Regions from separate parts of the Mus musculus genome. Here region 1 is linked to region 2. A link is a loop called in an ENCODE intact Hi-C map of the cell type or tissue named here. Cell type or tissue: gastrocnemius. All regions are shown on one strand. Each heading gives the region's core, and the rest is flanking DNA. Links, peaks and the distances in the headings are about the cores only.

Evidence for each region. A loop is a pair of places that touch in the nucleus more often than their neighbours do. Peaks named below come from ENCODE experiments on the same cell type or tissue, not always from the same donor. Only the 100,000 strongest peaks of a DNase experiment are listed, where the experiment ranks them.
Region 1: a loop joins it to region 2, with 2.0 times the contacts of the local background. A loop is called at or near these places in 3 of 42 quality-filtered maps.

What each region holds. Positions count from the first base shown.
Region 1 is chr7:101,111,698-101,122,100 of GRCm38, forward strand. All of the region lies in intron 2 of Fchsd2 (FCH and double SH3 domains 2), which reads left to right. Among named protein-coding and RNA genes, the nearest start is that of Fchsd2, 8.1 kb to the left of the region's middle. In gastrocnemius, for the core only: no CTCF peak of the experiment used is centred there; no DNase peak of the experiment used is centred there.
Region 2 is chr7:101,161,163-101,171,565 of GRCm38, forward strand. The region is part of intron 3 of Fchsd2 (FCH and double SH3 domains 2); the gene reads left to right. Among named protein-coding and RNA genes, the nearest start is that of Fchsd2, 58 kb to the left of the region's middle. In gastrocnemius, for the core only: no CTCF peak of the experiment used is centred there; a DNase peak (open chromatin) is centred at 5,623; H3K27ac peaks cover 31 bases.

The DNA.
Region 1 (10,403 bases), core at 805-8,804, 50 kb before region 2:
GTAGAAAGTAGGAATTGCTTTCTTTCTTTTTATATTTTGTTTTTTTGAGGCAGGGTTTCTCTGTGTAACCTTGATTGTCTTGGAACATAATCTGCAGACCAGGCTGGCTTTCAACTCAGATCTAGCTGCCTCTGCCTCACAAGCTCACTGAGACTAAAGATGTGAGCTGTCACTACTCAGTTGGGATTATTTTCTTTTTTTTTTTGTTTTTTTGAGACAGGGTTTCTCTGTAGCCCTGGCTGCCCTGGAACTCACTTTGTAGACCAGGCTGGCTTTGAACTCAGAAATCCGCCTGCCTCTGCCTCCCAAATGCTGGGATTAAAGATGTGTACCACCACGCCAGGCTGGGATTATTTTCTTTTTTTTTTTTTTTCCATTTTTTATTAGGTATTTAGCTCATTTACATTTCCAATGCTATACCAAAAGTCCCCCATACCCACCCACCCCCACTCCCCTACCCACCCACTCCCCCTTTTTGGCCCTGGCGTTCCCCTGTACTGGGGCATATAAGGTTTGCGTGTCCAATGTGCCTCTCTTTCCAGTGATGGCCGACTAGGCCATCTTTTGATACATATGCAGCTAGAGTCAAGAGCTCCGGGGTACTGGTTAGTTCATAATGTTGTTCCATCTATAGGGTTGCAGATCCCTTTAGCTCCTTGGGTACTTTCTCTAGCTCCTCCATTGGGAGCCCTGTGATCCATCCATTAGCTGACTGTGAGCATCCACTTCTGTGTTTGCTAGGCCCCGGCATAGTCTCACAAGAGACAGCTACATCTGGGTCCTTTCGATAAAATCTTGCTAGTATATGCAATGGTGTCAGCGTTTGGATGCTGATTATGGGGTGGATCCCTGGATATGGCAGTCTCTACATGGTCCATCCTTTCATCTCAGCTCCAAACTTTGTCTTTGTAACTCCTTCCATGGGTGTTTTGTTCCCTGGGATTATTTTCTTAAAGGAAGTTCGTTCCCTCCCTCCCTCCCTCCCTCCCTCCCTCCCTCCCTCCCTCCCTCCCTCCCTCCCTCCCTCCCTTCATTCCTTCTTGGGACAGGATCTTTCTGTTGTAGTCCTGGCTAGCCTGGAACTCACAGAGATTCTCCTCCCTCTGCCTCCAGGTGCTGGGACTCAAGGCATGCACCACCACACTTGGCCTGCCGCTTATTTAACAATCCTGTAGTACAAACTGACAGTTCAACAAATATTTTTGTAAAGGATAAAAGATGATTTGCATATTCAAATAGAGCAGGTCCAACCAATTCTTACTTATATAATAGTTATCAAATTGGAATTAAGTCTGTAAACCATTAGTTGGCAATTTTCCCCAGAGTGTTCCAGCATAATGTTTTATGAAAAACATTATCATGCAATGTTAGGATAAAATTATGTATGTTTTAGATAACTAAGCATTTTAAAGAGTTTATCCCCCCCCCCAAATGCTTACTTTAGACCTTTTTGTCTTGAGCATTTCTTCTATGCAACTGTCTTTGTAGGATTTCTAAGGCATATGCTGGCGTGCTGGCACACGCTTTTAATCCCAGCACTCGGGAGGCAGAGGCAGGCGGATTTCTGAGTTCGAGGCCAGCCTGGTCTACAAAGTGAGTTCCAGGACAGCCAGGGCTACACAGAGAAAGCCTGTCTCGAAAAACCAAAAAAAAAAAAAAAAAAAAAAAGTTTTCATTAATTTTGAATATACAAAGATTGCTTTTCTGACTAGAAAGTGTTCTATTTCAATTCTGAATTTCTCTTTTAAAATACTTTTTTAGATTTTATGTGTATGTGTGTATATCTTTGTGTGTGTGTGTGTGTGTGTCTGCATGTATAGGTACACATGCAGGCCAGAAGGGGGCGTGGAATTCTGTGGAGCCAGAGTTGCAGGCAGTTGTAAGACTCCTGATACATGTGCTGAGAACTGAGGTTGGGTCTTCTAGAAGAACAGGAAGTGTACTTAACCACAGAGCCATCTTTCCAGCGTCTTGTTTCTCTTTCTAGTCTTTCTGTTTTGTTTTCGACCTATGGTGAGGGTAGAGGTATTTGTTTTAAGTGATACTTTAAGTGAGGCATTGAACCCCATGGCTTTGTATATACTAAGCATGTGCTATATCACTGGGATCCATTAACAGCTGCCACAAGCAAGGCTTTGGATTAAAAAAAAAATCCCTCTGCAAGATACTAAAACTTGATATGGTTAAAAATTCAGCTTTGGACATCTGTTAAGCCTACCTAGATGTTTTAGAAGGCATTTCTAGATGAAAGAAATAATAATTTTCAGAAGGATTTCAGGAAGGAAAAGTTAGTGGGTAAGTAGAGATCTTGCTTGGGGCATGTGGTCATGAAGTCTCATTGATGGTGTGTTCTAAGGATTTCTTGATTACAGTCCTTTCTCCTATTGTTTGAACTATAGTAGAAGAATGTATGGTCATGAGTCTGGACATTAGAGTCATTCAGTCCTGTATTTCTGTCCAAACTTTTTTTACCTATTAGCCATGCAGACTTTTGAAAACTGACTTAATCTTTTTAAACTTCGGTTTTCTCATTTATAAGTTGGGGCATTAGTGGCTTTCATTCATAAAGGTTATGCAGATCAGATGACAATACATATAGATGCAACATATATTAAGCTAGGTTGATATTGATTGATGCTTCTACTGTTGCTACTGTTTGAATTCTTCCTGATCCATCTATTCTGCATTGGATTATTATAGCAACATTCCTACTTATCACAGCAGTCTCTTCATGATTTCCTTTCTTCATTCACTCTTTAGTAGTCTGTCTTCCATGTTGTTATCAGTTCCTCTTTCTGTGGCCTTTAGATAATAGAATAATGGCCACAGACCTCTTTTCCTAGCTTAATTATTATCACTTAGTGTGTCCTTTCTCTTTTGGCCCCTTGGGAATCTGATTATCTATTACTCTACAGTTGTGGTTTTCCTTTTCCTCCTCCTCTTCCTTTTTGGCATCTTCATTCAGGTTTTTGCTATGGAACCTGGGCTGGCCTTGAACTTACTCTATAGACCAGTTCGACCTTGAATTTGTGACCAGTCGACCTGTCTAGTCCACCTGTCTCTGCTTCCTGAGGACTGAGGTTACAGGTGTGTAACAGCCACCACAGCTATCTCTCCTCTTTTTTCTTTTCTTTTCTTTTTTTTTTTTTAATAACCTGCCAGTTCTAGTTACCATTACAGCTGCAAGTTAATTATTCTCTGAGATCACAAAGAATTTTGATTTTGCATGTTACTGGTTATTTCATGCAGGTGAATGCTTTTACGTTAGAGGCTAAGTCTTTATTTGTATGTACATAATTTATGTTATTTATTCATTCATTTTAAGACAATATAGTTCTAGCTATCCTGGAACATGTTATGTTGACCAGTTATTCTTCCACTTCTGCTTATGAGTACTGGGATTACAGACACATGCAACTGTGACCTGCTTATATGTATATATATACATATCTGTGTGTCAGTGTTCTATTGCTGTGAAGAGACACCACAATCATGGGAACTCTTATTAAGGAAAGCATTTAACTAGGGCTTGCATAGTTTCAGAGGTTTAGTCCATTGTCATCATGGTGGGGAATATAATGGGATGCAGGCAGACATGGTTCTGGAGAAGTGACTCTCCCTGTCCTATGTGTTAATCCACAGGCAGTAGGAAGAGAGAGAGAGACTGAGCCTGGTTTGGTCTTTTGACACATCGAAGTTCACCCCCAGTCACACACTTACTCTAACAGGGCTAGACCTACTAATCTCTCCCAAGTAGTGCCATTCCCTGATGAACAAGCATTTAGATATGTGAACCTATATGGGGCCATTCTTATTCAAACCATCACAATGTGCATGTATGTGTACACATGCATATGTGTGCCTGTGAAGGTGAGAGGTTGCTGTTGGTAATTTTTCAATCTTATTTTGTGGTGTATGTATGTATGTATGTGTGTGTCTGTGTGGGGGTGTGGGGGTATGTGTGTGTGGATATGTGTTTTGAAGGCCGGCGGTTGCTGTCAGGTGTCATTCCCATTTTATTTACTGAAGGGTAGGTTCTCTTGCTGAACTTCAAGATCACCAGTTAGGTTAGCTAACTAATCAGCTTGCCACAGGGATCCTCTGTCTCTGGAATTACAGACAAACTGCCATGTCTGCTTGGCTTTTTTATGTGGGTACTGGGGAACCTGAATGTTAGTCCTTATGCCTGGCAAGCACTTTATCTATGAAATCATCTCCCTATGCCCTCTCCATCTTACTGCTTGATACAGGGCTAGACAGGCTGGTCAACAACTCACAGGGTTCCTCTTGTCTGTCCTTTTCTAGGACATATCCTGCTTTTACATGTGTGCTGGAGATTTGAATGCTGATCCTCATTTTGTACAGCCCCACTATGCTATTTGACATAAATTATATCTCTATTATATTTAAGATGTATCTGGACATGGTGGTTTATGCCTATAGTCCCAGCACTTGGAAGGCTGATGCAGGAAAATTGCCATGAGTTTGAGGCCACCGTAGGTTCATAGCAAGTGTCAGATCAGATCAGACTACTGAATGAGACCCTGTCTCAAAAAACTAAAACTCAAACACCAACCAAATAAGTAAAAAATATCTTGCAGTGTAGTGTACTGGACATTAGAGGTATATTTTAAAGAAATCAGTGCAGTCTTTTACACTCCCATATAATTGTAAGTAGCATATACTATTACCTGCTAAGACATGCTTTTAGGCCTGTCTGGTGTCTGTCCTGGGTCAAAGATGCCTTTGGTTTGACACATTTTGTGAAAATAGGTGATTATGCCATGTGTCATCAAATATTGCTACATAATGTATTATGAACTTCCTTCTACTTACACAGAACAAATAAAACTTTTCTATAGTTTCATGAAATAGGAAAAGCTCTCTATTCCCTCTGTGGAAACATTATACCCGATCTAGTGTGATAGCTCTGTCCATGAATGTTCTTAAGAATACATTTTAAGCTGGGCATGGTGGTGCATTCCTTTAATCCATGCACTTAGAGGCAGGAAGGAGGCAGATCTCCATGAGCATGAGGCCAGCCTATAACATAGTGAGTTATAGGATAGCCAAGGTTATGTAGAGGGACTCTGTCTCAAAAACAAACAAGAGTACATTTTATACACGTTAAGCCAGACATGGTGTAATGTACCATGTCTCTAATCCTAGTACTTGGGAGGCAGAGATGGAGGATCTCTCTGAATTTGAGGCCAGCTTGTCTACAGGGTAGTCCCAGGTCAGCTAGGACTGCATAGTGAGGCACTATTTCAAATAAAACCAAAACAAACAAACAAAAAAAAAATCTTGAAACAAAATAAACATTTTTAAGAGCTGTGCATGGTAGCACATTTCTGAAACCTAAGCACTTGGGAGATTGAGACAGGATTGCAAAAGTTTGAAGTCATCCTAGGCTACTTAGTGTGTAGTTCAAAACAAAACACCCAAAAGCTTTAAAACCCCAAACAAACAAATTCATTTGGATGCTGCCTGGGCTACATTGTTAAAACGTTTTAAAAAAGCAAAACCAGGAGCTGGAGATATGACTTAGTGGCTAATAACACTTGCTGTTCTTGCAGAGGACCTGTGTTCCATTCTCAGCACCAGCATGGTGATTATAACCTTCGGTGGCTGTAGTTCCAGTGGATCTGACACTCTCTCTGGCCATTGTGGGCACTGCCTGCAATGTCCATATATTCAAGCAAAACACTCGTATATAAATACAAATGAATCTTTAAAAATAAAACATAATATGCATTTTATAGCAATGTTTTATTTCCACAAGAAGAGCGAAGATGTGATTGTTTTTATGTTGTTCATAAACTCAGAAAACCCTAGAAGACACTCAGATAAATGAGACAAGTTGTTTATCTTAGAAAAATAAATCAAGGGCTGGAGAGTTGGCTCAGCTGTTAAGAATACTTGTCACTCTCCAGAGGACCTGGCTTTGGTTTCCAGCACCCACACAATGGCTTATAACAATCTGGGTCACAGGCTCAGGGAATCCAGTGAACTCTTCTGACCTCCATGGGCACTGTGCACCTGTGGTAAACATAGACACAAGCATGTAAAAACACTCATACACACAAAATAAGTAAATCTTAAGAAAAAAAAAAGAAGAGGCAGGCAGATTTCTGAGTTCGAGGCCAGCCTGGTCTACAGAGTGAGTTCCAGGACAGCCAGGGCTACACAGAGAAACCCTGTCTCCAAAAAAAAAAGAAAAAAGAAAATCCCACTTTGCTATAGGGTTGTCAGGTTGGCTTAGCAGGTAGAGTCACTTGCTGCTAAGCTTAACTGCCTGCGTTTGATCCGTAGGACCCATGTGGTAGAAAGAACTGACTCCTGCAAGTTTTCCTTTGTCTTCCACATACAGGTGAAAGTAGATTGGTAGATTGGCTTCTAAGTTTATTTAGCATAAACAAGTAGCTGTTAATGGGTTTCGAAATGATAGAAGTCAAGGTCTGTCTTGTGAGCTGGGCATGGTGCCTTTAAAACCCAGCACTCAAGAGTCTGAGGCAGGCAGGTCTCTGTGAGTTTGATGCCAGCCTGGTCTGTGATCTACTAAGGAGATCCAGGCTGTCTAGCTAAAGCTGCATAGTAAGACCAATAACCAAAATGAAACAAAACAAAAATTTGTCTTGGGTAGAATTATGCTATACAGGGCCCTTTAAACTAGATCTAACTAGAAAAAGTGGCTTAGTGGTTAAGAGCACAGGCTAGTCTCATAGAAGACCCAGGTTCTATTCCCTGCACTGACAGTACAATACATCTAACATGACATATTAAAAAATTGTTTTGTTTCATTATTAGGTGTCTCTATTGTTATGTATCTTCAGGTGTTGCATATCTATGAATTTATTTGGAGATAAGTAGTGTGGACACTTTAATTTAATTTGGTTTTCTTTTAATCCTGACTCAAAGCTGTCATGATAACCTTATTTTACAGTGTGACTACCTAAGCTAATACAGAAGTAGCTTTGCATTAGTAGCAGGTGACTTTTGGTACATTGAAAGATGAATCTCAAAGTAGTTTACTCTCTAATAGTAGAGTGCAGTATTTCTTGCTAAAACACCAATTTAGGTTTCTGGTTCCTTTCCTCCCTCTTTCCCTTCAGTGCAGCTTGAGTGCTTAAGAACTTGTCTGCTTAACAATTTTTGGATTTTGGAACATTTTAGTTTATTCAGATATTATAAAATTCCCAACTGGAAAAAAATTTAAATTGCTTTTTAGATAGGATCTTATACTATGACTATATATGCCAGGCTGGTCTTGAACTCATGGTAATCTTTCCCATTTTCCTCCCAATTGCTGGGATTCTGGGTATGTGTTATCATGTCTGGTTTTTTCTTTTTAATATAAAGAAGTGAATGAATAGTAAGAATACTTTTGTTTTTGGTTTTTGAAAGGACCTTATTGAGCCTTTGAAGTAGCTCAGTGGGTAAGGGTGCTTCTTGTTGAGCCTAATGATTTGAGTTCCACCTAATGTTTGAAAGGCAAGACCAACTCTCCCAAGCTGGATTGGCCCAGGGACTCCCTGTGTGGCTGAAGGCGACCTTGATCTGCACCTCCAGCCCTCTGCCTTGATAGTGCTAATAGCTGGCACACCGTGCCCCATTTATACAGATGAAGCTTTCATGATTCTGAAAGAAGCTAAAGGGCAAACCTAAGATAGAAAGAGATGTAAACGGGAGGATTTTATGCTACATGCGGCAGGTCCCACCATACTCCCTTCTTATCTTCTGGAATTTGAGGGGAGGAGGCCAGTTATGAGACCGTCTTCTTCTGCTGTCCTCCCTCTTCTGCTCATTTCTTTCAGAGGGTGGATTTGGAAACTGGAGTGTTGGGAGTGAATTAAGAGAAGGAACGAGAACTCACTCGTTGTTAATCAAGGACATTCCATTCTTTGGGGAGATTTCATACTGATGCATTTCCTGTTGAAATTTATTGTCAACAGTGAACAAGCGTACTTGACTTTTTGTTGTTTTAAGACAGCGTCTTTCTACACAGTCCGGGCTGGCTTGGTACTTGGTATGAATGTATGTTAGGCCAGACCTGAAGTGATCTCCCACTTTTATCTCTTGAATGCTGATATTACAGACAAATGCCACCATTTTATAGCCTGCTTTAGTTATTTTTTATTTGTTTGTTTGTTTTTGGTTCTTTGAGACAGGGTTTCTCTGTGTGACAGCCCTGACTTTGTAGACCTTGCTGAGCTCCAACTTAGAGCCACAGAGATCTGCCTGCCTCTGCCTACCAAGTGCTGGGATTAAAGACTTGTACCACTGCTTCTTTTACTTCCTAAAAGTTTATTGTTATTTACTTATTTTCCTCCCTGTTCTCCAAGGCCTCAGACCAAGCAAATTTCTAAATACTAAAGACTATGTCCTTTTTTTTCTTGTTTTCTTTTTCTTTCTTTCTTTTTTTTTTTTAAGAATAGTTTAATCCATATTATGTTAAATTAGAGTATACAGGGACTCCAAATAAAAACTCTTTTTTTTTTTTTAAATAAATGTTCTTAGGAGGTCATCATATATGGAAAAGAAATTTGTAGTCATACTTGTTTCTTAAATAATTGTTATTTTTTCCTTTTTTTTTTTTTTCCCTCACAGGGTTTCTCTATGCAGCCCTAGCTGTCCTGGAACTTAGTCTGTAGACCAGACTGGCCTTAAACTCACAAAGATCCTCCTATTGTCTCCTGAGTTCTGGGATTAAAGGTGTGCTCCACCACTGCCCAACTGTTTACACTTTACTTTTTAAATCTTTTGTTTTATTTTATCATTACTGTATGTATGAGTATTTTGCTGACATGTATATCTGTGTAACACATTGTGCTTGGTGCCTGTGAAGATCAGAGGAGGGCTTTAGCTCCTCTGGAACTAGAATTACACATTGTTGCTAGCCTTTATATGGGTGTTGGGTTTGAACATGGGTCCTCTGAAAGAGTAACAAGTGGTCTTAATCACCAAGCCACATTTCTAGCCCTGCATTGTTTTTTGTTTGTTTGTTTGTTTGTTTGTGTGTTTGTTTTTAGACACAAGGTTTCTTTGTGTAGTCCTGGTTGTCCTGGAACTTGCTCTGTAGACCAGGCTGGTCTAAAGGTGTGCCTCTACTACCTGGCTCTGCATTGTCTTTTTTTTTAATCTGTGTTTCTCAAGCTTTAATGTAAGAAACTCATCATGTGTCCTCTCTGCTGAATTACTTCTCTTGTCAGTTGTGCATTATTAACCCAGTTTCTTTGTTATTTTTTTCATCCACTGAGCTATTTTGTTTTCCCCTGGAGATTGAACATGCTAGCCAAGTGTACTACTATAGGCCTATAAATCACAGTAAGGTTATTTTTGTGTATGTTAGTTACAATTTGTGAATGACTGAAGTAACTCAAAGAATAAGCTCTTTGAAGGTAGAACAAAGGTTGCAGCTTAGCTCTGTCTCTACAAGTTACAACACTTTTCTTAGCCTGTGCTTTCTGTATGTAAGGAAAGATCAGTGTCTACTTTTTTGCTGTAAATGAAATGAGATGTGAAACACCAAACAGATATTCAGTTTTGGTCACTCCTCTTGCAGTTGAAATTGAAGTTTGGAAAGAAAGTCTTAAGTAGACAAAGACAGTTGTATTTTATCAACTATAAGAAACACTTTTTGTTCCATCTTCTTAAGATATATCCATGTTGTGGTATGGTTGGCTATACTGTAGTTGTCATTGTTAGTGCATATAATGGCAGAACAAGTATCTGTTGGTTTGAATTTCAAACCATTCCATTCAATGCTTGGAATAGAAATGTTGGATCCAGTGGGCTTTTGATGGCCCATAATATATGATGTGGGAAAACTTGGGATCTTTAACTAATATATAAGAACGTGATTCAGATCTGGGTATAGTGGCTTATGTCTTTAATCTCAGTACTCAGGACACTGAGGCAAGAGGACCTCTGAGCGTTTGGTCTCCAGAATCCAAAAAGCTAGGTGAGGTGGTAAGCGCTTGTAATCTTAGCACTGAGCAGTCAGACATAGGTAAGTCTCTGGGGCTTCCTGGCCAGCCAGCCCAGCCAAATTGGCAAGCCTCCAGGCCAGTAAGAGACCCTGTCCCAAAAGATAAAGTGGATAGCTACAGAAGAATGACATCTGAGGCTGTCCTCTAGTCTTCACATGCGTGTGTGTTCATGTACATGCAATGCCTGTTCCATAACGCATGCATATATGCAATTAAAAAATGACACACACATATATGAAACTGTCAAAGAATATATTTAATAAAGTGATTCAGAAGAGTTCAGCTCAGAATGTGAGCAATTATGTACAAGATAAAATTTATTATATCATAAAAACACGACTATATAAGTTTAAAAGAGCTCTCTTAATAAATATAAATACAAACTTCAAATGATCAAGATGATCAAATTTTACA
Region 2 (10,403 bases), core at 1,403-9,402:
CTGACTTGGGTATCATCTCAAGTGTTCTCCACCTTATTGTTCGATGCAGCCTTTCTCTTTGACCCAGGAACTCACTGATTGACTATACTGGTGATAAGGTCCATAGCTGTATCTGTGTAGCCTCCTCCCTGCCCAGTGTTGGGGTTATAGATGCTTACCACCATGCCCTGCTTTTGTGTGGGTGCAGGTCATCATCCTTACGTGACAGGCACTTGATCTCCCAGCCTCCCATCCAGTTTATTAGGATATGTGACAAACTCTTATATTGTGCTTCTTTTACATAATGACTACTGAAATGAATTTATTGTTAAAATCCACTTGTAATTGATATAATCATATATGACAAGTCTCATTTTGAAACAAGTAAACAAGGATTAATAACTCTTTTTAAAAACTCCTTACCAAAAATTTTGCCTGGTCATGATAGTAATCATTTCTCCTAGTTTTTATTAAGTATTTATTGAGTGAATAATGGTATGTATGTAATTTATTGAATGAATGTAAGATTGAATGCTGCTAAGACATAATCAATCATTAGTAGAATGTACATTAGGTACTTTTTATTCACTTTCACTTGAGAATTATTACAGCTTTGGAAGCTATATCATTTTTTAAGATTTATTTTTATTTTTCTTATGTGTATATCTGTCATGTGTGTATAAATACTCAAGGAGGCCAGAAGAGGGTGTCACATATTCCAGAGCTGGAGTCACAGTCCATTGTGAGCCACCAGATGAACTTCAGATTACAGACGAGCCCAAGTGTTTCTAGCCACTGAGCTGTCTCTCCAGGCACCCCACCCCCCTTTTTTATAACCAGACTTAAGTTGTAGAGAAATTTAGCATCATAGTCAAATTGAGCAGGATATATAGAAGAGTTCTCATATATCCCTTGTCTCACATGTACAGCTTTTTCTCCTGTTAACATCCTGTACCTGACTGGGACATTTGCTACCTGCATGAAGCTGCATATCATTCAGTCTAGGACACACTAGGGTTTAGTCTTGGTATTGTATTATGTGGATTTTGATAAATCTATAATGGTATGTATCTTGCATTATAGTGATAATCTGTATAATCATAATAATACGTTTGCTCTTCTTAAAATACTCCGTAGTGTTTGTTCTTTTCTACTCCCCAGTCCCTTTCACTATTGATCCTTTCATTTCCACTGTAGTTTTCCTTTTTCCTGAATGTTTTATGGTTGGAATCATATAATATATATATAGCCATTTCAGGTTGTTTTATTTGCTTATTCATTTTGCATTTAATAATCTTCTACCTCACTTAATGGCTTGTTAGCTCATTTCTTTTTCATGCCAGATATTTTATTGTCTGAACATACCATAGTTTACCCATCTGTCAACTGAAAATATTTTCCTTATTTTATGGATAATGAAATTAAATATGAGAACTAGTAAGTGGCCCAAGTTCACATTTAGTATGCATACCAACTTTGAGAGTAAATTCTATAACCTTAGCCAGTAGTCTCTAATATAGGGTGCCCACACTTGTTATGTATAATATAATTATATAAATCATTTATGAATGAGTTTTAGTGGCACCCGTGCTGTGGATTGCTTTGGTATGTTGCAATGTACAACTGTTTTCTTGTGGCGAAGTAAAGTGGATTTATAGATGATATATTAAGTTCTCTTGCAAACTTAACAGTTTAAAATTATAATTGGGAACATAATTAATATTGAAAGTAATTCTAATAATGCATGCTTAAGTAAGCACAAAGAACAGAAATAACTGATTTTTTAAAAAGTTGCTCATTAATTTTAATGTGAAGACAATGATTTCTGTCTGTGTGGTCCCCCCCCCCTTTCATTCCTCTTTTTCCCTTTCTGGAACTCACTGTGTAGTTTACATTGGGTTTGAATGGTTATCCTGCGTACCTCATAGGCAGACCTTCCACCACTAAGGCAGAGCTTTGGTTTTGATACAGGGCCTCACTGTTTTTAGCTTATCTACCCTTCAACTAGCTCTGTAGTCCAGACTGGCCTTGAATTTGAGCTTCGGGCCGCTAAATGCTGTGATTCCAGATGTACACACAACATGCTGAGCATGTTTCTGAATTGTCAGTGGAGGCTTAGGTGACGTTGGAAAGAGGTAAGTAAGTGCTTTGGGGATTTGATAAATTAACATTACATGGAAGCTATGTATGCTGGGCTAGTCAGAGAAATTAAATCAAATACATCACACACACACACACACACACACACACACACACACACACGAAACACTAAAGAAAACTTGTACACTGGCACTGTATGCTTAATGAAGGATCTTTTCTTGGTTTAAGGGAATTCAACTAGTTAAATTCTGAAGTTTCTTAGAATTTGTTAATGGTAGGTGGTATTATATATATGTTAGCTAAAAAGCATTTTTTAAAATTTAGCAGTTTTGTGTGGAAAATATTGGTTTGGTGAATCTTTGTTAGATTCGTCTCTAATTTTGGAATGGCTATTTTATATTAAAATAGAATAAATTATATTTCCTACTCTTTAGTATAAAATTTGGTGAAGAATTGGATACAAATGCTATATGTGGTGTTCCAGAGAACTCTCATCCTCTGGATTATAAAAAAACTATTCCTTTTATAGAAGGAAATAAAAACTTATGTATGAAATGTAAAATCTAATTGATAAAGATAGCGATGCATAAAAAGTTATAAGATACACAGTGCAACTACAACTAAGTCAGATTTATGTGATTACATATCAACTCATAGGCTGGGAAACATTTCTCATGAAATTTCAAGGACATAAGTTGGATACCTAGAATTCCCATTTAAAAAGTAGGCATGGTGGTTATGTGCTGTATTTTGAAATTTGCCATTGCAGTGGCTTGACTAAGAATGACTCCCATATGCTTACGTATTTGAGGGCTTGGTCACGTGAGAGTGAAGCTGTTTGGAAAAATAACAAGGATTAGGTGTGGCCTTGTAGAGTAGATGTGGCCAGTGGGAGGAAATGTGTCACTGGGATGGGCTTTGAGGTTTCAAAAGTCCATGCCAGGCCGAGTCTCTTTCTCTCTACCTATGGATCTGGATGTAGAACTCTCAGCTGCATCTCCAGCACTTTGCTTGAGTGCTGCCGTGCTTCTCACCATGATGATAATGGACTAAGCCTCAGAAACTGTAAGCCAGCCCCAATTAAATGTTTTCTTTCATGAGATTTGCCTTGATTGTGGTGTCTCTCACAGCAACAGAATAGTAACTAACGCAGCATTTCAGAGTGTGGGGTTTTCTGTTTTGTTTTGCTTTTTATCTTTTTAAAATGTTTTATTCTTTTGAAATTACAGTTTTATTTTCTTTCTTCCTTTTTTCCCTCTAACCTTTCTCATTTACCTTCATACTTTGCTCTCTTTCAAATTCATGGCCTTTCTTTTTTTTCTTTTTTTTTATTACGTATTTTCCTCAATTACATTTCCAGTGCTATCCCAAAAGTCCCCCACACCCTCCCCCCCGAAATCCCCTACCCACCCATTCCCATTTTTTGGCCCTGGCATTCCCCTGTACTGGGGCATATAAAGTTTGCCTGTCCAATGAGCATCTCTTTCCAGTGATGGCCGACTAGGCCATCTTTTGATACATATGCAGCTAGAGTCAAGATACTGCATTTAATAGTAGTTTTCAGTTTTCAGTCACATTAATTATAATCACCATTTGTTATGTAATTTGCTGTATGCTCGGAATTGTTCTGATGTTTAGATTTAGGCTTCTTTCTTGTGCACATTTTCCAATTGAGTAAGCTGAAGTTTAGAGTTGTACATTATCTTGTCATTGATAAGTAGTAGGGCTAGAATTTGACCCCATAATTGTTTAGCTTCACATCATATATATCTGGGCTGGCAAGACATCTCATTGGTAAAGCCACTTGCTGTTCAAACCTGCCACCCTAAATTTGATTCCCATACCCATGTGAAGTTGGAAGAATTGACTCTATAAAGTTGTCCTCCGATTGCTATATGTGCCCCTTACCCACATTGTGTGTGTGTGTGTGTGTTTGTCTATGTACTTAACTTGTATGCAATAGTAAAAATTTGAAAGACCATGTACAATGTTGTGAAATATTGTTAGTTTCTCATACAAGTTACTATTATCTGAGAAGAGGGGACCACAATTAAAAACATGCTTTCATAAGATTGGCCTGTAGGCAAGACTCTGGGACATTTTCAAAATTATTGATGGATGTGGGAGCCCACTGTGGGTGGTGCTATCCCTGGGCTGGTGGACTTGGAATGTCTAAGAAAGCAGGCTGAACAAGACACATAGAGCTAGCCAGTAAGCGGCACTCCTCCTTGGCTTCTGTATCATTTCCCTTCCTCCAGGTTTCTGCCCTGACTTCTAGATGATGTACTACAATCTGTAAGATAAAATAAGCTCTTTCCTTCTCAAGTTGCTGTTGGTCTGGTGTTTTATCACACTAACTAATAGAAAACCCTAAGACATACTAGGGTAGACATTACAATTGAGAGATTTTACTATTTTTTATGTTTTGTTGTTTTTTGCCTTTAAAACAGTTCAAAATTATTATCTAGTACTGTATCTATAGTTGTGTTAATTTCCCCTTTAAAGCCTGCCTGAGTATTCAGCTCTTCCAGGAAGCTTTGATGATCCTATGATGTCATTTATAGCACTGGCTGCCTTTCCTTAAGCTGGTTCACTGTTAGTTTTTAGTCTCTTTACCTAAAAGTGAATTTTAGATTAAATATTTGACTATTCTCATTTTAACAATGACCTTTTTTAAAGAATAGCAAACATTTCAGCTGTGTCCAGTACTTGGAGTAACATTAGCATATAGTTGAAAATGCTCAGGTAATACTTAAGTGAAAACCTTGCACACATACATACCTGCTATGCTTTGTCTCAGCCTTTGCATCCCCTCTTCACAAAACCCATTTAATTATCTAAGCATCATTGAAGTTGATCTATTACTGCTTTTATTTATTTTTTATTAGATATTTTCTTTATTTACATTTTAAATGTTATCCCCTTTCCTGGTTTCCCCTCTGAAAACCCCCTATCCCATCCCTCCTTCCCCTGCTCACCAACTCACCCACTCCCACTTTCCTGTCCTGACATTCCCCTACACTGGGGTATCAAGCCTTCACAGGACCAAGGGCCTCTTCTCCCATTGATGACTGACAAGGTCATCCTCTGCTACATATGTGTCTGGAGCCATGGCTCCCTCCATGTGTACTCTTTGGTTGGTGGTTTAGTCCCTGGGAGCTCTGGGGGTACTGGTTGGTTGATATTGTTGTTCCTCCTATGGAGCTGCAAACCCCTTCAGCTCCTTGGATCCTTTCTGTAACTCCTCCATTGGGGACCCTGTGCTCAGTCCAATGGTTGGCTGCAAGCATCCACCTCTATTTGTCAGGCACTGGCAGAGCCTCTCAGGAGACAGCTATATTATACTTCTGTCAGCAAGCACTTGTTGGCATCCACAATAGTGTCTGGGTTTGGTGACTGTATATGGAATGGATCCCCAAGGTGGGGCAGTGAGCTATGCACAGACAGCCTGGTCCACAGTCGAGCACAGGCCTGGAACCCTGGTGACTCTTAGGGTCAAAGGTGTTTGGCCACGCCTCCTGGGCCCCTGGCTATAGCCTCCTACACTCCCCACCCCACCCCCACTCCTGCAGAGAGGTGTGTGACCATCAGTCACATCAGCAATGCCCCAGCTCCTGATATTCTGTGTGGACTCCACCCCCACAGTTACCTGGCAACAGCCAGGATGGTCCAGCCCACTATAAAAGGAGCTGCTTGCCCCCTCCTTGCTCTTTTACTTCTTATTCTCTTGCTCTTACTCTTCCTCTCTGTACCCCTCTCTCCACATGGCCACAGTCAGCCTCTGCTTCTCTACTCTCTTCCTGTCTACAATAAACACCTTAAAACCATGGACTGCCTCTTCTCATCGGGATCTGCCCATGCTGGAGCAATGGAGCAAGTCTTCCCCTTTAAATAAGCCAGTTTGTCTAACTTCCTGCCAGGAGATCTCTCTGTGTTCTCAGCCACTGTTGCCACCAACCCAAGCAACCCACCCTGCAAAAAACTCTGCTCGTCCCTGCAGTAACCTAGCAGAGCTCTCTCCTCCTACCCTTTTCCCTTTTGCCCCTGGACCAGAGTCCGCCCGAGGGTCCCCACCCATTCTCAGCTCTTCTGCAGTACCCAGTGTCTGTGGTGCTTGAGAGTTGGGAGCCCGACTCCAGCAGGTCCATGGGGACCCCAGACTGCGCCTTCCCCACCCTGGAACGGTGGCCTGGGGTACACTTAGTCAAACTTACTGCGCTGGCTTGCCCAGCAGCCCTAGTCCCGAGTGGATGCAGGACCCCATTTTTTGTCCCACAAGGTGAGGCAGTCTCTGCTCCACAACTTTGTATCTCCTCCCGTGGGTATTTTGTTCCCCCTTCTAAGAAGAACTGAAGTATCCATACTTTGGTCTTCCTTCTTCCTGAGCTTCATGTGGCCTGTGAATTGTATCTTGGGTATTCTGCACTTCTGGCTAAGATCAAAAACTCATGTGACAGCAGAAGCTGGCAAGGATGTGGAGAAAGAGGAGCACTCCTCCATTGCTGGTGGAATTGAAAGCTGGTACAACCACTCTGGAAATCAGTTTGGTGGTTCCTCAGAAAATTGGACATAGTACTACCTGAGGACTCAGCAGTACCACTCCTGGGCATATACCCAGAAGATGTTCCAACATATAATAAGGACACATGCTCCACTATGTTCATAGCTGCCTTATTTATAATAGCCAGAAGCCGGAAAGAACCCAGATGTCCCTCAGCAGAGGAATGGATACAGAAAATGTGGTACATTTACACAATGGAGTACTACTCAGCTATCAAAAACAATGAATTCATAAAATGTTTAGGCAAATAGATGGAACTAGAAAATAGCATCCTGAGTGAGATAACCCCATCTCAAAAAAACACACATGGTATGCACTCACTGCTTTTATGTTTGAAATAAGAAAATGCAGATCAAGACAAGTAGATGAACTTAAAGTTCAACCCATGTTTGCTTGTGCTCCACCAGTTTGCTAGAGACTCAGTGATAGCTACTCAGGGAAATCACTGTGAACTTTGTTAAATTGTCAGTATCTTATCCCCATGGCATAGTCTAGTCAACTTGTAACATTTATTCTATAGTACTTCAGGTACTAGGGAAGAATCTTGTAAATTTTGCTTTAAAATTTAAGGTGGTACTTTGCACCCAGCACTGGTTCTGTAGCAGCAGAAGGATCTTAAGTTTGATGCCTCCCTGTCTCTAAAAATCTAAGGGCAGTTCAGGCCTTAGATGGCTTAGAGGCTAAGGGCATTTTTGCCACTAGCTGGACAACCTGACTTTGATCCTTAGGACCCACATGATGGAAGGAGAGAGCCAACTATTTTATCTCCATATCTGCACTGTGGTGTGGTACACACAGATGCACACATACTCCCATACCAAGCAAATAATACGTCTTTAAAAACTAAAAGAGAGTTAGTGATGGAGCAACTTTAACTTAAAGAAAAATGAGTGACTTTACTTGTTATTCAATACTACCTAGTTTATCTCAGGATTTACCTTATTATCAATAAATAAAATGCATGTTTTCTAATTCATTTTATTGAAATTGAAAAGCAATGAAAAGCTTGAGTGGTATAGGATATACAGTTTAAATAGAGTTGATGCTTTAGTAACTTTCTCTACTCTTTGAGCTTTGAGATGTTATGTTTTATTGATGTGATTATTTTTGTAAATACATCATATTATTGATATAATTATTTATTAACTTGATGTTTTTTTAATGAAAATAGAAACTGTCTTTGTTAGTGTAAGCTTAGGCTTTGACATCTGCTTTTAGTATTAGTGACATCTTTTTGTAAGCAATTATTTATGTTGTATGTTGTAAGCTTAAACAGATAGAAATTGCAAAATAGTCCAATTAGATACTCTACTTGACAGTTTTAGTGTCTGTTTCCCTGAGGCAGCTTAGAACATGATATTTAGACTAGGCTGGCCTCACAGAGATTCACCTGCCTCTGTTTCTTGATTGCTGAAATTTAAAGTAATTGTGGTTTTTGTTTGTTTGTTTATATTTTGTTTTGGAGACAGAATCTATACATGGCCATCCTAGAACTCACTATGTAGACTAGGCTGGCCTTGAACTCAGAGACTCATCTGCCTCTGCCTTCAAGCTCTGGGAATTAAAGTCATGTGTCATCATGTCTGGCTAAAGGTTTTTGTTTTTTTGGGTTTTTTTTCTGAAAGACTTAAAAATTTAGCTTTGACTCTTAAGTGAAGTTTAATTTTTGTGCAAAAAATGGAATTTTAAAAAGGGTTTTTAAATTGTATTTACTAATGTGTCCCATTTCTAGTTGCAGTAGTTACATGATAAATGGTTTTACTTTAAAACAAGTAACACTGAAGTGTTTTTGTGTCATGATCATTTTTATTATCTTAAGTTAATTTGATTTTGGTGTGTGTGTTTCAGGAATCTGATTCCTCAAGATCCCTTCACTAGTTAATAAGAACTCAGTGTTAAAAATAGACAGTGTGTGACACCTGCTCTGCAAGTGACATTGTTAAAAGAAAAACCATGGAACTGGGAGAAAATAATTGCCAAAAATTATTCATATCACTAATATAGGAAGAACTCTTAAAAGTGACGAATAATAAATGCCAAAAAATGACAGAACTTTGTAGATAGTAAAGTTGAGCGATTGGAGAGATTCTGGGGATCAGGCAGGAGTGGAGGCACCAGAAGGCTTGGGGCAGTGAAACTATGGATACACAATACTGTTAATTTGATAAAACTGATAATTAGTAAACAGTAATACAAGCCATAAACTTTAGCTAATGTGCTAATATTTCATTAATTGTAAGAAATGCATTATACTAAGAAAGATTTTAGTCATAACTGGTACAGACAACTAAGTAGGAACCCTGTACTTCCTGTTCAATTTCTTTGCTATGAAAAATAAAGGTGGCTATTTCTATAGAGTGTGTGTATAATCATTCACCACAGTGAGGGTGATTTAGTTCAACAGTTATTTACTGAGTTAAGTCTGTGAACTGTGCCAGGTTTTTTATAGTTCTATTCTTTAAAGAACTTATTTATAGCTGTCAATCAAAATGTGTAGTGATTTGAGATAGCATGTGTGATTTTATCTGAATGAATTGAGTAGTCCAGAAGTATTTTAAACTTTGAAAAATGATCTGGATCCGAGTCTCTGCCTAACTAGCTGGTTATCTTATGTAAATTACTTAACTTTTAAAAACTTTCTGTTGCTTATCTACTGCATAAAAAAAGTTCACAGAGAAGTTTGGACATCTTGTATACAGTAAACTCTCAGATACTAGCTTGATGATTAGTTGTGCATTTGTCCATCCATCAAGGAAAGAAGAGCGGCTTTCCTCTGCTTTGAATGTTCAGACGCATTTGAGCATTTCTTCTGAATTTCCACCTCTGTTCCCAGATGGCTGTTGTCAAGCATGAGATACCATTTGCTTGCTGATTAGATACATTCCAGCTTCTGCTTTGGAGAAAGAACTGCTTTTACAGCTGGCTTTGACATCAGCGGGTAGCCCAGTCATGCTGACTGGTGTAACAATTTTAAGTTTGAAAACAGGAGAAACCAAATCAGTTCTCCCCAGTAAAAATCTTGTGATGAAGGCTTTCACTCTAGCTACTTTTCACCCTGAAAACAGGACATTAAATGTATTAGACATTTTAAGTGGTATAGTTTTAAGGATGTTTGCTGACTTATTAATATTTTGACAAAGCTAAAATTTTAGACGTACTTTTTAAAAAGTTCAGAGGCTATAATTTGTGTTTTTCCACTTGATACTTTTTTTCCCCTGATGCCAGAACAGAACCTAGGATTTAAAGTATTCTAGACAAGGGCTTGGAAATGCTTTAATAAACTGGGCCAAATTTAAATCTTAACTAATTACCAAATTAAATCATTATCGGGAGATGACAGCAACTATGAAAATATTGCAAACCCTTTTCCTGACAGTCACAATGCTTTGTGGAAGAAAATGTACTAAATACAAGGAGTGGGGGAAAACCCCAAAAAACAAAATACCCAGAGACCCATGACCAAGACTGTCATTCTTAGGTAAGAGTTCTGTTGAAAATGGAAGACAGAGTAAAAGCTAATGAAAGCTTGGAACTCAGTTTGTAGATGATGCTTGCCTAGAATTTACCAAGATTTTTCTTTTGAGTCTAAGTGCTAGAATTAAAGTTATTCACTACCATGCCATGACACTATTGGAATTTTAGAAGCAACCTAGAGTGCTCTGTTCTATAGACTTTTTCCTGATTAAATCTTGAATAGTATTTCTGTTGCAGATTTTTTTCCTGTAGAAAAAAAAATTAAAGGAGAAGGTTGAAGAACACTTAA